2 separate regions of the Homo sapiens genome follow, and region 2 is linked to region 1. Evidence: read pairs that join two places in POLR2A ChIA-PET (ENCODE). Cell type or tissue: Panc1. All regions are shown on one strand. Each heading gives the region's core, and the rest is flanking DNA. Links, peaks and the distances in the headings are about the cores only.

Evidence for each region. Peaks named below come from ENCODE experiments on the same cell type or tissue, not always from the same donor. Only the 100,000 strongest peaks of a DNase experiment are listed, where the experiment ranks them.
Region 2: POLR2A ChIA-PET joins it to region 1 with 5 read pairs; 2 of 35 experiments call an interaction of 5 or more read pairs at or near these places.

What each region holds. Positions count from the first base shown.
Region 1 is chr6:110,876,670-110,881,467 of GRCh38, forward strand. The region is part of intron 1 of AMD1 (adenosylmethionine decarboxylase 1); the gene reads left to right. Among named protein-coding and RNA genes, the nearest start is that of AMD1, 4.3 kb to the left of the region's middle. In Panc1, for the core only: a CTCF peak has its summit at 2,652 (motif pointing left); a DNase peak (open chromatin) is centred at 2,672; H3K4me3 peaks cover 1,841 bases; H3K27ac peaks cover 1,516 bases.
Region 2 is chr6:110,392,183-110,403,722 of GRCh38, forward strand. DDO (D-aspartate oxidase) reads right to left here. Exons shown (of 5, transcript NM_001372108.2): 5 at 1-1,160. The coding sequence ends at 593. Among named protein-coding and RNA genes, the nearest start is that of DDO, 18 kb to the right of the region's middle. In Panc1, for the core only: no CTCF peak of the experiment used is centred there; no DNase peak of the experiment used is centred there; H3K27me3 peaks cover 208 bases.

The DNA of each region.
Region 1 (4,798 bases), core at 784-4,783:
CAGGCTCACGTGAGATTATAGGAAGCGGACTTTGGTCATGGAGAAGCTTAGTATTTCCTTCATTTCACAGATGAGAAAGATGGTATTTGTGATAGACGTTTGGTAAAACGATTGTGATCAGGATAATTAACCTAGAAAATCTTGGCAAGAACCTAGAAAATCTTGGGTAAGAACAGTCCTAGAAAACGAATAACAGAAGTTGTCACTTTGGCTTTTTAAATGTTTGAGCCCTTAAATAATAGTAAGTACATGTTCTTAATAAAGGGAAGAAGATTTTGTTCTCCCCAAGTTCTTGGCGGTTTGGCTGTTTAGAGCTTCCTGAGTCAAAGTGGAGAGAGGAGGAAGAGGCTTTTTACAAAGCAGCCTGCTTTCTTTAAATGTTTAAGAACCCTTTTTACTTTGTACTTTAATCAGCCCAAATTGTTTTACTGCTCCAGTGTGGCTTTTAAAATCATGGCCAAAGTTAAACTTTGAAGGACAAAATATTCCCTTGTGTAGATGATTTAGTGCCATCCATTTTGTGGACATGTAACATTCATTGAACAACTATTGGTAGTACACTGCCACATTGTAACTGTTGTAGATAAAGCAAGTTAAGCAAGAACTGAAAAATATGTTGATTTAACTAAGGTCCCGTGATAACCTTCGTTGGAACATTTTTCAGTGACCACTCAAGTGGTTAGGTTATTTACCAGGATGTTTAAAAAAGCCTGAAATAGTAGGTGTTCCTTGAATCACCTAAAATCAACAGCCTAGCAAAGAGAGTATCATGGACGGAGTCCGGTCGGTGGGGACATGGGGCCAGCCCCAGAGACCCCAGGGAAGGATAATCGGTCATCTAGAAGAATAAAGCGTGACATGTTTTACTCAAATGACGTGATTAAGTGCATAGCCTCTGGAATAACAAGATTTGAATTCAAACAGCATTTAATAGCTGTGTGAGCTGTTTCCTCATCTGTAAAATGGAGACAATAATGGTACATAGCTCATGGAAGTTGTGAAGAATAAATAAGTTAATATGTTATATGTAGTACGTAAACTGTTATCTTTAACACTTTAAAGACAGGATCCCTCTATAGCCCAGGCTGGAGTGCAGTGGCAGGATCATGGCTCACTGCAGCCTTGACCTCCTGGGCTCTATTAAGATGTGAATAAACTAAAAGTAGGTTAAAAGATGAACAGATGGAATTAAACAAATCTGTTTATAAAGCATAATAAACATAGGGACATAAAAACGATTAAGAGAATGAAAGGCTTAAATGTCCAAAGAGAGCATTAGTATTGATGCTAAAGACAAGGATAACAAGATAAGGATATGAGGGAGAAAAAAATCCTGGAAAAATAGCTTTCCAAAACTAATGCAAGAAGAAATGGAGAACCCAAAACAGTCCTAGAACACCTAAATAACTTGAATCAGTCAATCATCTAGGCCCAGATGATTTCACTGGAGTGTTCTGTATAATTCAAGGGAGAAAATATCCAACTTTTTTCACGCATTCTTCTGGGAAACAACATACTTCCCTCGGTTTTCTCATCCCAAAGTCTGAAATATTTTTTTCTCCTACACGATATTTACCTTTCATATTTAGATCTGCAATCCATCTGGAATTGATTTTGTGTGTGGTGTGAGGGAATACACTTTAAACAAACTTGGCTCATCAGTCCAAGCTTTAATGCTTGGAATCTTTTCTGAATGTACACCTTTTTACTAAACACTGCTTCCCTCTTGTAGACCATTTAAGATATTTTATCTTAAGTGAACAAATTATGTAATACTGAGAAATTTAACAAAGAAAAATCTTTTATGATATAGCTTGGGTTAAACAATACTGTTGGAGAAAAGCAGCAGTCCAGGTATATCCAGATGAATAAAGGACAATTAAGGGAGAGGCGGTTTCTTAGGGGTAACCTGCAGTTTTCTCTGATTTTTCAGATTTTACGGATGTTGAATAAAAATCAGTGACCATTTAAAAAATGGTTTAGTTGTTGGATCAAAGTGCTGTAACAAACAAAAGCTTTTTATAAGACATGGCAGCTTTAGGGAGGGTGAGAGTAGTAAGAAGGAAATCTGTTAGAAAATAGAAAATTTTGCTGAGAAAAGAATGATTTTTCAGGACTGGAAATCCTATTACTGTGCTTTACTCAGATTTTATAAACTAAAACATAATTTTTAGTAAAGGATTGGGGCAGTTGTAAAGATAGTCATACCTCAGCTTAACTTTCCCCAAACTCATGACTTATTTGACTACATCATTATGCAGCATTATTGCAATATCAATAATTTACATTGAAGGAATTTACAACCCGTTGCCAAAAAACCTTTTAGTGTAATGTTTCAGAGTAGAAATGCTTCCTGCTAAAGAATAAAGCTTCTCGTTACATTCCTCCCAGCAGTTTCAAAAAGGTTTCATGGCTGGGCTTGGTGGCTCATGTCTAATCCCAGCACTCTGAGAGACCAAGGAGTTTGAGAGCCCAGTCTGGGCAACATAGTGAAATCCTGACTCTACAAAAAAAATTGAAAAATTATCTGTGCGTGCTGGTCCATCCTGGTGCGTGTCTGCATCCCAGCCACTCGGGAAGCTGAGGTGGGAGGATTTTTTTGAGCCATTGGGGGATCGAGGCTGCAGCGAAATGAGATTGCACCAGTGCGCTCCATCTGGTGGCAGAGTGAAACCCTCTCAACAACAACGAAAATATTTCAACTGTTGTTTACAAACCATGTATCTTTAAGAAGCACATGTTGAAAGTAGCAGAAAACTGAGAGGAGTATCCCGATTTGGGGTAAAAATTTGAGATAGAGAAACAATAATGTGATGATAATAGGTTCATATCTTTGAACAAAAGGGAGGAGGCTTATTTCTCAGGTTATCTGAATTCACTGCCGCAGGAAGGCACCCTCAGAATCTAACTTCTGGTCAGTCTAGCTTTACTCAAGAATGATCTGGTTTTAGGATGCCTTTTACCTAAAGACTGCTTACTACCTGGGGTAGAGGCACCCTGATGAATGTACTGTAATGAGAGCCTCTAAAACAGACCTAAAAATATGAGGTAAGAGCAGAATTGAGAAGCTGCAGTGACTTTGGATAAATTACCTGAACTCTGAAACCAGCTGGTTTTACATTAGGAAGTAATGAGTAATCTAATGACCTGGAAGCTTTTCAAATAAAAATTTGCAGGCATCATCCTCAGAAAGTGTCTGACCTAACTGGGTATGGGAATAGCATCTATGTATTGAGTTTTCAGGTGATTAGAGCATAACCCTGCACTAATGGGATCCTTCTGTATTTAAGTTCTTGGTCTTTTTTTTTTTTGGACAGTCTCAGTCACCCAGGTTCGAGTGCAGTGGTGCCATCTCAGCTCACTGCAACCTCCGCCTCCCAGGTTCAAATGATTCTCCTGCCTCAGCCTCCCTAATAGTGGGTACTACAGGTATGCACCACGATGCCTGGCTAATTTTTGTATTTTTAGTAAAAGACAGGGTTTCGCCATGTTGGCTAGGCTGGTCTTGAACTCCTGACTTCAAGTGATTGAGCCATCGCCCCTGGTCCCTTTGTCCATTTTTTAATCACTTTTTGTTGAGTTGTGTGTAGGTGTGTCTTTTGCTTTGGATATTGACCCCTTATGAGGTGACTTGCAAGTATTTTATTCTGTAGGTTGTCTTTTCACTCGTTTCTTTTGATGTATAGAAATGTTTACATTTTAGGTTTTCAAGTTCCATTTGTCTGTTTTTGATTTTATTGTATGTCATATCCAAGAAATCATTGCCAAATGTAATGCCCTGAAGCATTTACCCTATGTATTCTTCTAGGAGTTTTATTCGCTGTTAATGTTTAGGTTGTTGATCCATTTTGAGTTAATTTTTGTTTATGATGTAAGGTAAAAGTCCAACTTAATTTTGTTTGCATGTGGACATCCATTTTTTCCCAGCACTATTTGTGGAAGCGATGTTTTTCCCTGTTATGTAGGCTTGGGACTCTTGTTCAAGATAGTTGAGCTCAGTCATTTACTTCTTTTTTTGAGACACGCTTGTCTTGCTCTGTCTCCCAGGCTGAAGTGCAGTGGTGTGATTTTTGGTGCACTGTAGCCTCCGCCTCCTGGGTTCAAGTGATTCTCCTGCCTCAGCCTCACGAGTAGCTGGGACTACAAGCCTGCGCCACCACACCTGGCTAATTTTGGTATTTTTACTAGAGGCGGGTTTCGCTATGTTGGTCAGGCTGGTCTTGAACTCCTGACCTCAAGTGATCCGCCTGCCTCGGGCTCCCAAAATGCATTTAATCAGGCGACATAGAGAAGTCTTGTTATAATATAATTATCTTGTCCCTGTAGACATTTCTAAATTCTATTTTTATTAGACCTCAGCCTCTAAGAAAATGTTTTAAATATAAAATGTGGCATGCCACTAAAGTGTTGTTTTTCAGACATACAATTTGTGTGCTGTTATTAATATAGAACATCTATTTTTCTTTGGGATCATTTATCATGATCTCTGATTATATTTAATATTTTAGTATCTAGTCTTTAAGTGAAATTAGGGTATCTCAACCTCAGCATTCTTGACATTTTGATTCAGATAATTCACTGTTGTCAATGACTATCCTGTTAATTATACCGTGTGTAGCAGTGTCCCTGGCCTCTATCCACTGCATGCTGGCAACACCACCACCACCCCAGTTGTGATAAAAAATGTCTCCAAATGTTGCCACATGTCTTCTGGGTGGCAAAATTACTACAAGTTGAGAACCACTGAGTTAGATCAGAGAGGTGGCATTTAAGATGAGAAAAAGGAATTCAAATCAGG
Region 2 (11,540 bases), core at 3,211-7,210, 480 kb before region 1:
GAGCACAATGTAATTTTATTTAGAGGAATTATGTTGCTGACTTGGCTATAACCTAAGAAGATCACAGGCAGCTCTGCAATTGACAGTGATTTAAATGTTTTCCATACATTATCTCCTCCTGTGGATTTATAAGCCAAATGATATCAAAATCTCTATAGCTTCCAACATTCATATAAATCTGCATAGGTCCTTGGACATCAGTTCTAAATAAATTTTACTCTATAAGAAGTATTTTTAACAAAAAATAGAGCTTTATGCCCTATGCCATTAATGCTGGACTTCCTAAGTAAGCCTACATGTTGCATCATTTCTTTTGTTGTTGGTGTTTTTTTTAGAGGTGGGAACTGGCACCTCTAAAAAATGTTACCCAGATTGCACTCAAACTCCTGGGCTCAACAATCCTCCTGCCTCAGCCTCTCAAGTAGCTGGGACTATAGGCATGCCACCGTGCTCAGCTTACATGTTACACCACTTCTAATGTTGAAAACAAAGAAATGTCTAATTAAACTTTCATGCAGTGGAAAAGTTATTTGAACCTGTTCTGTGCTTTGATCAACAGTCTCTCAGTCTCTTTGCTGTCATTTTATGTCATCTACAGGTTTGACTTGGGAATGGGGGTCCTGAGGGCATGGACACACTCGCTCACCAGCCTGGCGGCCTCCAGAGCAGTGCCCCAGTGCACTGAGATGCCCCCACTCCCATGGCCATAGTGGTGGACTACAGGCAGCCTCTGTCCATCTCGCGCAAGGAGCTCTGTCTGCAGTCGCACGCCTGGCCTGTAGGGCCTCAAGCCCACCTTCTCCCTGATGTTGCAGGCTCCGTGGAGGGAGGGCTCCAGAGCACAGCATCGGGAAAGAATCTCTCTGCTATTTTCTGCATCCGGGGACAGATTCCAGTCCCCTTTTTGCCTAGTTCCACCTAGGGTTACATGGGATGTACCAGGATAAATATATGTCAGCCCACTGCCATCTCGGATAAAATGCTCCACCCAGGGAGCCTGAACTTGGAGGACTTGGCCCCTTACAGGGAAAATCTTTGAGTCTCCTGCAAGCTGTCTGCTTCCAAGGCCTGAACAGTTGACCACGATGTCAAAGGACGGATGAAGTTCCCACAGGTCTTCTATTCGCCGAGTGAGTGTCCAGCCTCCACTTCCCTTTATCCTACGGAAGAGAGGCCATGAAGTGAATATTTGTTAGCGACCTGATCAACTACTTCCAGGAAATAAAGAAAAGGAACCCAGGAACAAAAATTAGGTGATGATCTGATGAACAAACACCTCAGGAGCTTCCAGGGCCCAGTCAGGCCAAATTCTAGCCATCAACTGCTTCACATCCTAGGAACTGGGGATTTCTAAAGTTGAATCTAAATGGAAACCACTTGAAAATTCAAAACAAAGGAAATTATATGCTTTGCCCTTTTAAAATTTTGTAAAATTCCTACATTATTCTAGATGCTGAATAAATGCCAAGTTGATTTGGTATTTTAAATGTCCAAGCATTTCTTATTTATACCACTTATTTAACACCTAAATTTACTACCTTAAACATTTTATCTCATATTGTTAACTCTTGCATGATCCTTTGTATTAGCCTGGTCTCCCTAACTAAAAGGTACAGGGGTCATATCCCCACCAGCTTTATGTCCACAACTATGTTAGCACGAGAAGAACACAAAATATTTGTAGCTGATGAGCTAAATGGCAGCTGTGGTTGGTAATTACTATATTTTTTGGACCAACTATATCAATAGTGAAAAGAAATGGTTTATCCAGTACCTGTAGTCTTTATTTAAATCAAGGTAAAATACACTTAACATAAAATTTATCATTTTGACGATTTTTAAGTGTAAAGTTCAGTAGTATTAAGCACATTTACCTTGTTGTGCAACCGCCATCACCATCCATATGCACTATCCATCTTCAGAATATTTTTTTTTTTTCTGAGATGGGGTCTCACTCTGTCACCCAGGCTGGAGTGCAGTGGCGTGATCTCAGCTCACTGCAGCCTTGACTTCCTTGGCTTAAGTGATCCTCCCACCTCAGCCTCCTGAGTAGCTGAGACCACAGGTGTGTGCCACCATGCCCGGCTAATTTTTTTGTATTTTTGATAGAGACAGGGTTTTGCCATGTTGCCCAGGCTGGTCTGCAACTCATGAGCTCAGTCGATCCACCTGCCTCTGCCTCCCAAAGTGCTGGGATTATAGGCATGAGCCACCGTGCCTGGCCTCCAGAACTTTTTTAATCTTGCAAAATGGAAAGTCTACCCAATAAACAATAACCCCCAGGACATGTAATCTTATTCACAGGTCACTTGTAGAATAGAGAAAGAGACTATCAGCAGCTCTGTTCAATAGACGCAGGCCGAATGCTTGCATGCGGGGCACTGCTAAGAGGGACCAGAAGGGTGTGAGTGACAGTGCCCTTCGTCAAGGGCTGACAGAGGAACTGGCAGACAGAAGTGTAAATGCTTGGCAGAATGGACTAAGTTCTACAGGAGAAGTGGTGTGAAATCAGAAAGCCTGGCTTTATATCCCAGCTCTGCCTCACATTAGCTTTGAGCTCTTGGCCAACTCACCTCACTTCAAATCTCAGTTTCCTCATCTGCATCATGGGGAGGATACCTCCCTTGCCTGTCTCACAGGATGGTTGTGAGGTTACAATAAAATAATGGCCACAACTTTGAACAGTCGTCAATCACAATACATCTTAGAGGACCGATATCAATAAATCACGAATTCCTCAAGGGGAGAGACTGTATCTTATGTTTCTTACCATCCCTATGACCTAGCTAAGTGCCCCACACCAAGTGGACTGGAAGTAAGTGTTAGCCAATACTAAAGACAATATGAAATCCTGGTTTGGACCTGCTATGGTTAATTTATGTGTCAACTTGATTGGGCTATGGGGTGCTCAGATATTTGGCCAAACATACTCCGTGTATTTCTGCAGAAAGTGTTTTTGGATGAGAAAAACATTTAAATCAGTGGGCAGAGTAAAGCTAATTGCCTTCTTTAATGTGGGTAGGCCTCATCCTATCAGTTGAAAGCCTGAATAAAACAAAAAAGTTGACTCTTTTCCAAGGAAGAAAGAATTCCTTCGCTGGACTGCCTTCCAACTGGGACATTGGCTTTTTCCTCTTTTTGGACTGGAACAAAAACATTGGCTCTTCTTGAGTCTCAAGCCTGCTGGCCTTTGGACTAGAGCTACACCATTGGCTCTCCTGGGTCTCCTGCTTGCCTGCCAACTCACCCTGCCGATCTTACACATCCTATTCATTCTTTTTGTCTGGAGAGAGATACAGGGTGGCAGAACTTTGGCATCTTCTCTCTCTGACTGCCGCAATCCAAGCCGTTTCAGGGAGAAACTGGGAAGGGCTGACCTTGAAAATGGAGGCAGAATGCTTGTATCCTGCATGCCCCTAAGAGAGCAGAAGTGATCATCACAGCAGTTCTGAGCGCTATCTACTTTCAAGGCCAGATAAACAGGTTTAATGTGAAGGAAAATAATAAAAAAGACAGAAACTTCTGCAATGGTGGTCAATGATGGCATGGGTTTGACAACTAATTTTAACTTAGCAAGGAGGGACTCTTTGAAGTGATTCTAACTTTCCGCCCCACTTCCTGGTTGGAAAGTTTAACTGCAACTTGTGTTAAGATCAGCAGAAAACTGGCCTTCTGATGCTGGATTGCATTTCTAGAAAATGTCTCATGTTCATGGTGGTGCATGCCTATAATTCCAGCTACTCAGGAGGCTGAGATGGGAAGATCCCTTGAACCGAGGAGGTGGAGGTTCAAGCCGAGATCCCGCCACTGCACTCAAGCCTAGGAGACAGAGCAAGACACCAACTCAAAAAAGAAAGAAAGAGAGAAAGAGAGAGAATGCCTCACGTTGATGAGCATGGAAGAGACCAAGATTGCTACTCAATGGCATCTTAGACCCTGACCCCAATAGCTCAGCTTCCTATTCCATCAAGTACAAGCCACAGGCTGTCATCTCAGCATCTTTGCAGTTCTCTGCATCTGACTGAAGGTCAAGCTGCTGGGCAGAGCTCCATCTGCTCAGTCTCTTCACACTCCCTCCCTCTGCAGAGACCTCTGAAGTATGTCCACCGAGCAGTTTCAAGAACAGTTTGAAACCTCTGGATTAGACTCACTGATTATTCAACAAGTATTTGTTGAGGGCTTGTACTGTGCCCAGCACCCTTAGGAGGCAAGAAGAACTCAGAGGCTATGCTTGCTCTGAGATCACATGAACCTGCACTGCACTTCCTATTAAATGCAAGCTGCATTGCCAGCATCAATGCTTCAAACAACAGAACCTAAATTCGGTTGCTTTTTATTCTAAAAATCCAAGGAAGGGAGTATATTGTTTACCTGAGACAAGGAAACCAAAGAAAAGAATCTGGCAAGCATCTACACTTTGGGGCCACAGAGAACCAATAAAGCCAATGGATTACTTTTTGATGTAATTAAAAGTAGTTAAAAGAGAGAGAATGAAGCTGGAGCTACTGTTTTGTTTGTTTGTTTGTTTGTTTGTTTGTTTTATAAGTAAAACTGTTCATAGATAAAAAGTACTAAATATAGCAAATTTTATGGGGACAGATTGTTTTTGGCTCTCTCAGTAAGAATAACCAATTTAGAAGCTTAAATTATGTTCTTAAACATGTAATAATAGATAAATGTTTTTAAAGGTAAAATAACTGTAAAGGTTGTTTTTCCCCTTAACATTGGCATAGAAAGAAAAGTAAATTGGAGTTTTGTAGTAATACTGAGCAGCATGTTTCTGTGTGTTTATAATCTTCCAAAAAGTGAACACGAAGAAAAGAACTTTAAAAAGAGCTTAGGAGGCCTCTACCCTTTACCATTCATATGACCTCGGCCAAGTTATTCCACTTCTCTAAACTTTAATCTTATATCCATAATATGGGGGTAGTAATACTGACTCTCTAGGCTCGTTGTGAAAATGAAATGAGACACATCTGGAAAAAGCATAACACTGTGTCTAACACACTATAGCTGCTCAATAAAGACCTTTTATTTTTAAAAAAGTGCTTAGGGGTTTTTCATGCTACTGTAAAATACAAGACCCAGTGCATTATCTATGTGTATTCTTATCCTCCATACCTGTATATCACTTATGTTTCATTAAGGATGATATTTCAATTTTGAAAAGTTTTAACTGATCATTATTTGAATATTATTTTGATTTTGTGGGTTTTTTAAATTCTTACATTGTAGATTCCATGTGTTAATATTTGAACATTATGTTCTGTGCTCTAGATATCCTAATTAATTAAAACTCAGAATTATTTTCATAATTTGGGGGAATAAGAGAATCTGCCAGCCTTGGGATATCAGCAGATTTTTAAAACTCACTGAAATTGTTTCCTAGGGATAAGAATGCCTAACTTATAGGGTTTTTATGATGATTATGCAAGAATTCAATAAGTGCAAATGTCTTTTCTTTTCCATTTCAAGGGTTCCCTGCTGGTCAAGCTACTGATAAAAGTCCAACTTGTGCCTGGTGACTTCTTAAGCTATCCTAGTGGCTGGGCCTTGTCAGGCTTCCTGTGCTGGATTGCTCCCAGGCCTTGGATCCCAGAGGAAAACTCACTAAATGTGCCTGGAGACTGGTCACCTTTATGTTGTTGTAATGCAACCACATAGTGATGCCCAGTCATTATTATGTATCCCATGGGTAATGCATAAGATGGCACCAGTGCATAGGAGGAAACTGTACCCAAAAGTCAGATGTTAAATTAGGTGACCAAGTGCCTACCAGGCTGCTTTTATGACCATATGAGGTAGTTATTCTGGAAGTTTGGGGTGACATGGTTGGAGGTACAAGAAGCATGATGACTTTCCTCTTGGGGCTTCTTGCAACTGAGCAAGACCTCATCCTGGAGAGAGAGAATACCATTGTCCCAACCTCCCATGAGGAAATAGGGTTAGGGGCACTCAAGAAGCAGGGCTCACGAAATAGCCCCAGCATCCTCTGGTCATCACCCTAAAACATGAGAGTGTCCATTTCCCCAAGCTTAAGTTAGCCCTCTGCTGGACTGCATCAACCTGACCCACAAACAAGGAGGATGGTCATCCTCAGCGCCTTTCCTTCACCTCACTGGGAGTTTCAGCAAGGAGGTAAATTGAGTTGGCTGTGCCCCTGAGGAAAATAAGGGTCCACTAAGCAAATCTTAAATGCGTACACACACACACACACACACACACACACACACACACACACACACTTGGCCTCCCAGGAGCAGAGTCCCCTCATCCCCTCTCTGCTCTTGGAATCAGAGGCAATTCCCATACTCCACTGAAGCTGAAGCCATGGCGAGAAAGGAATCTCAGGTAGCACTAAACAGGGAGGTGGGGGCTGTGATGCGGACAGCCTGTGGCTGGCAGCGGGGACAGGGGAAAAGACGAGCTCCTGGTGAGCTCCAGGGCAGACATGGCTGGCTAATGGGGCTAATGATGGTGCTGAGGAAGCCAGTTTCTTTCACAGGCATTGCTGTGAGTCAGGCCGAGCAGGAGAACACAAGATACAGGAGAAGAAAAAGATGGGCATTAGAGGACTCCCCCAGAGAAAGTTACAGAGAGGCCTAATCAGAGGAGGGGCGAGGAAAGTACAGGGCAAGTAGCTCAGTGTGGCCAGTGCTGCGGTCAGCATAGGGCCTCCTTGGGGACACAGGATAAGGCATGGCCTCTTGGAAAGAGATCAACGTGTCCATGTTACAGGGCCCAGCACAGAAATGGGCCACCCAGTTTCCTGAATGTTGTCAAAGGCAGGACAATCCTGGTCCCTCTGGGAGGATTGATTTAGATGGGCTGCCTGGAGGAAGACTTAATGCCTCGCTGACTCATTTCCTGGAAGGAGCCAGTAATAAAGCAGCAGAATTTAACTCCACTGGCAGAATATGATATGAAATATGACCTGTGTGGGTGATTCAAACTCTGTGGGGTTTTTGTTTGTGTTTCTTCTGTATATTATTGGGCATTATTGTTTTACTTTTTGTTTGAGAACAAGATGATCTCTTCTATCTTTTGAAAAATAATAAAGATCTAATTTGTAGCACAAAATTTTTTTGTGGAAGTTTGTATTATTTCAGAAGAATCGTGCTTAAGCTGAAGCCATTGCTGTGTGGCTTGCTGAGCAAATGCTTATTTTTGAGTGAGAACACTGAAGGCTGAACACTCACATTGTGTGGAAGAGGCGTAGGTGGCAACAAAATAGACCCTGAGTGTGAGGAGCAAACAGAGATTGTGTGGCGTCCCATGTGGGTCGCCTGGCGGGAGGTCAGTGGGTGGCAGCCCAGAGGGAGCCCCAGGTGTCGCCCCCTCACCGGGACGCGGCCCTCCCGCCCACCCCGCCTGAAATGCTCGCCCTGAAAGGCCGGACTTGGGCTGAGAGGAGTCCCGTGCTGCAAAGCCTCCTGAGGGAGGAAAGGGGACACGTGGCCTTGTTCCTCCACCAGCCTGGTCGGACGCAGGCTCCGGGCTGCAGGGAGCTAATCTGCATGGCCAGGGGCCACCGGGCGCTGTCTGTGGAGGCCCCACACCGGGGTCAGGAGGGAGCCAGGTCTCAGGAGCACAAGGGAGTGAGGAGCAGAGGCTCTGAAGTCTTCCCGCCGCAGCACACCCTGTGCCTTCTGTCTGAGGCACTCACATCTCAGCCGCCTTCCTGGCGGGCACGCGTATCAAACAAACGGACTGAAGAAGGTCTCCCCAGGACTCGGGTAAAAGGGCAGCCCTCGGTCCTCTCCTCCCCGCTGCCCATAACCGACCCACAGCCGGGAGGCGGCGTATTCCCAGGCACCGCCCCCTCCGCCGGTCTCCGGCCGATGGCGTTGCCGTCCTCGCAGCCCCAAGCCCCCTGGCTGGGGGTCATTTTAAGTGGCGGGAAATGCTGACCGCAGGCCCGCAGCCCAGGACGGGGTGGCAGGGTTGACCCAGGCCTTCCTGCCGCAGTCAGGGGTCAGGTCTGAAAACACAGAGATGATGGAACTACGGGGCCTGTCTTCTAGAAGGCGATGCTTTGGAAGCAGGAAGAAGACATTGTTCAGATAACATTTGATTCGGTGTGGAAATGACGGGGGCTGCCCGGAGCTAAAACACTCTCTCTCGGAGTAGTGGGAGCTGGGAGGGTGCGCAGGAGCGGGCCGGGGCGGGGACTGGCGCCTCATCACGGGCCCGCGTGGGGACCTCCAGCCCCCGCAGAGGAGGACGCTGCCCACGAGGCAGGGCGGCACCAGGCCAACTGGGAGACTTATGAGGACTCCTCAGAGGAGGTGACTGTGTGCTGGGGGGAGGCTGGCGTCCCTGCCTCTGCCCCCTTCTACAGTGACACCTCTTCAGGTGCCCTGGGCCTTCATGCCCCCTCCCTGCCCCATCAGAACTCTCCTCATCTCCCCAGGGCCTTATCAACAATTTGGCCCTTAAAGCAAAATGAAAGCAATGAGCCCTCTCTCCCAGGAGGAGTTAAGCATTTGCATTTCACTTCTAGACTTTAGAGCCAATGCTTCAATGAAAGCTTGGGCCCGAGAAAGTTTGTGAAGAAACGCTTCACACCGCCTTCCCTGATTACCCATAAGCTCAAGGCTATCACTAGGACTCAAAACTTACTCTGGCTCATCTGAGCCGCACCTTCTTTCAGCTGGGCACCCAGAGGACCCCTGTCTGGCCCTTCTCCAGCCATGCTTTCTTCTTGAGGCAGTGAGTGTGTGGGGCTCGGGCATGTGCCCAGCCAGAGCCCTCTCCCTTCACTTCCAGCCCGTCTTCTGGGGACCCAGGATCCCCATATTCCCTGTCCTCTTCCAGGACCTGCACTGTCTTCCTCCCGGGGGCAGACTGTGCCACTGTGTGCACCCCGGAGCCCAAGGAGTGGCCAAGGACAACTGTCTTCAGGGAAGATATGGATAGAGCGAGGGTGCTTCCCGGCATGCTCCTGGGCCCCTTTGCTGCCATGTGAAGATGCAGGACTCTTAGGAATCTAGAAATTCTAAATGTCAACTTGGACTTCCAGGTGGTTGTGGTAGAGGTGTGTTCTTTAGCTACACCTCAAATCAGGATTTACATTGCAACAGAGTGAAAATTTCAGGGGACAGAGGAAAAGAGAAAAGACAATTTCTTTCTGCACTAAATTCATAAATTTAAATTGTGGCATTGCAGCAGGTTTGTGTTAAGGGAAAGGTGGTGGAAAATATTCATGAAAAGAAAATGTTTTTCTTCTCCAAATTTGGGGTGTGTGGAATTTTGTTGTGCCCCAAAGTAAAAAAGTGCTTTAAAAAAAAAAAAAGCAAATCAAGTGAACATATCAAAAAGACACAAGAGCAGTTTGAAGGGGCTCCTACTCAGCTAATCTTGGACAATTTGAACATCAAAATGATGGGGGGGATAAATTATAATCCATTGAATAAAATAGGTACCAATGAGTTCATCCTGATATAAATACATATAGGAAAAGGAAAACTTCTTTACAGTAGAAAGCAAACTATATAGATGGAGTTATAAAATGATCACTTGGAAAATATCACAGTAATAAATAGTTCAGGCAAAAATCATCAATGGATGCTAAAACTCGTAGGTGAAAGTACTACTTTCATAGGAACTCGTTTCATGGGAATAGGATATTTACATAGTTTCAGGTATATCACAACAAAATATTTAGTAATTACAAAGAGAAAAAGTAGTAACCTCACAGTAGAGATAACTGGCATTCTAGGTGATGAAAGTTAACAGCCCCAATAAGGGGATAAACTGATATCATCTTCCTCCTGCTATGATGCAATAAGGATTCAACATTACTTCTATGCATTCTCACCCCAACATGCAGGACCTCAATCCGATCCCGAGGAAACATCACACAAACCCCAACTGAGGGACATTCTATTATATGAAACAACTGGTCTGTACTATTCAAGCTTGTAAATGTAATAAAAGACAAAGACAGACTGGAGACTAAAGAGACATGACAACTGAAGACAATGTGTGACTGTAATTGGATCACGGACTGGAAAAAATTATGTGTTGTGTGTATTTATATTTACATGTGGACATTATATGGACAATTGGCAGAATATGAATAAGGTCCATAGATTATAGTGTTGTATCAATATAATGATATTGATTTTATTATACTACTGTGTTTATGTAAGAGGATACCCTTGTTCTGAGAGCAAGTATTTAAATATTTAAACATGGGGCCAGGCACGGTGGCTCATGTCTGTAATCCCAGCACTTTGGGAGGCCGAGACGGGTGGATCACCTGAGGTCAGGAGTTCGAGACCAGCCTGGCCATCATGGTGAAACCCTGTCTCTACTAAAAATACAAAAATTAGCTGGGCGTGGTGGCAGGCACCTGTAATCCCAGCTACTTGAGAGGCTGAAACAGAAGAATCACTTGAACCCGGGAGGTTGCAGTGAGCTGAGATCACGCCACTGCACTTCAGCCTGAGCCACAAGAGGAAAACTGCAACTTACTTTCAAATGGTTCTGAAAGAAAATATGTATAAGGAGTAAAAAGAAAGCGAAAATAATGAAGCAAAATGTTAGGAATCTGTATGAAGAGTTTGTTAGAGTTTCTCTACCTCCCTTAGCTCTGTGTCCATTACCATCCCTAACACATACCCCTGGCCATCCCCACGCAGGAAAGCCCTTAATCAGCCCTTGACCATGTCTCTGAGGGAGAACAACACTCTTAGGTTCTCACTCATCTGCCTCTCCGTGATCTGCTGGAGACCACAGGGCTCCAGCCAGGTTTTCTAGAAAGCTTACTGATCATTAAGACAAAAATCCAAGATGAGAAAGCCACACAATGGACTTGGTGGCAATAATGAAACTTCAGCCCAAACCACTAATAATACCAAAAAAAGTTAAACTCCTTAATGACACCTCACCTTTTATCACAATATTTTGTACATGTTCTTCCATTTTGAGCTCTTTTTGAGTCATAATCTAAAAATGTTATGCATTGTATTGAAAGGAAACTCTGCCATTTTTTGCCATGCCTAATAATTTCCACTTACCTAAATTTTATTTTATTTTATTGCCTTTTTCCACATGTTTTAACTTTTTTTGTTTATTTTATTTTATTTTATTCTGGATTTTATTAAGATAAGTTATATGATGCCTCAATTCCTTATCACTAGCATCAATGCTTCTAATTTTGTATTTCTAGTCATTTTTAGAAGGGGGAAAATTCAACACTACACACTATTGCCACTCAGGAAAGATGGTGATGCTGCTAAAATTTGCTTGTTGGCTGGTGGGCAACTCCATCATGTGATAGCTCAAAATATACGTTTATCAGCTGATGTAGACAAGTCCAAACTTGGCATATGAACAGTGGTTTATGGGCTGGTGAACAAGGCCAGAAAAGGCATGGGTTTTATGAAACTAGAACTTACAGAAGCAAAATGTCCCATATAAATTGCTAAGAGGTAAAAGTGAGAAGAGCACTTGAAAAGCTACAAAACTAGATTACGATGCCACTGACATGTGCCTAGCAGATCTAGGCTTCCTCCTTTCTGCTCCCATTCTAA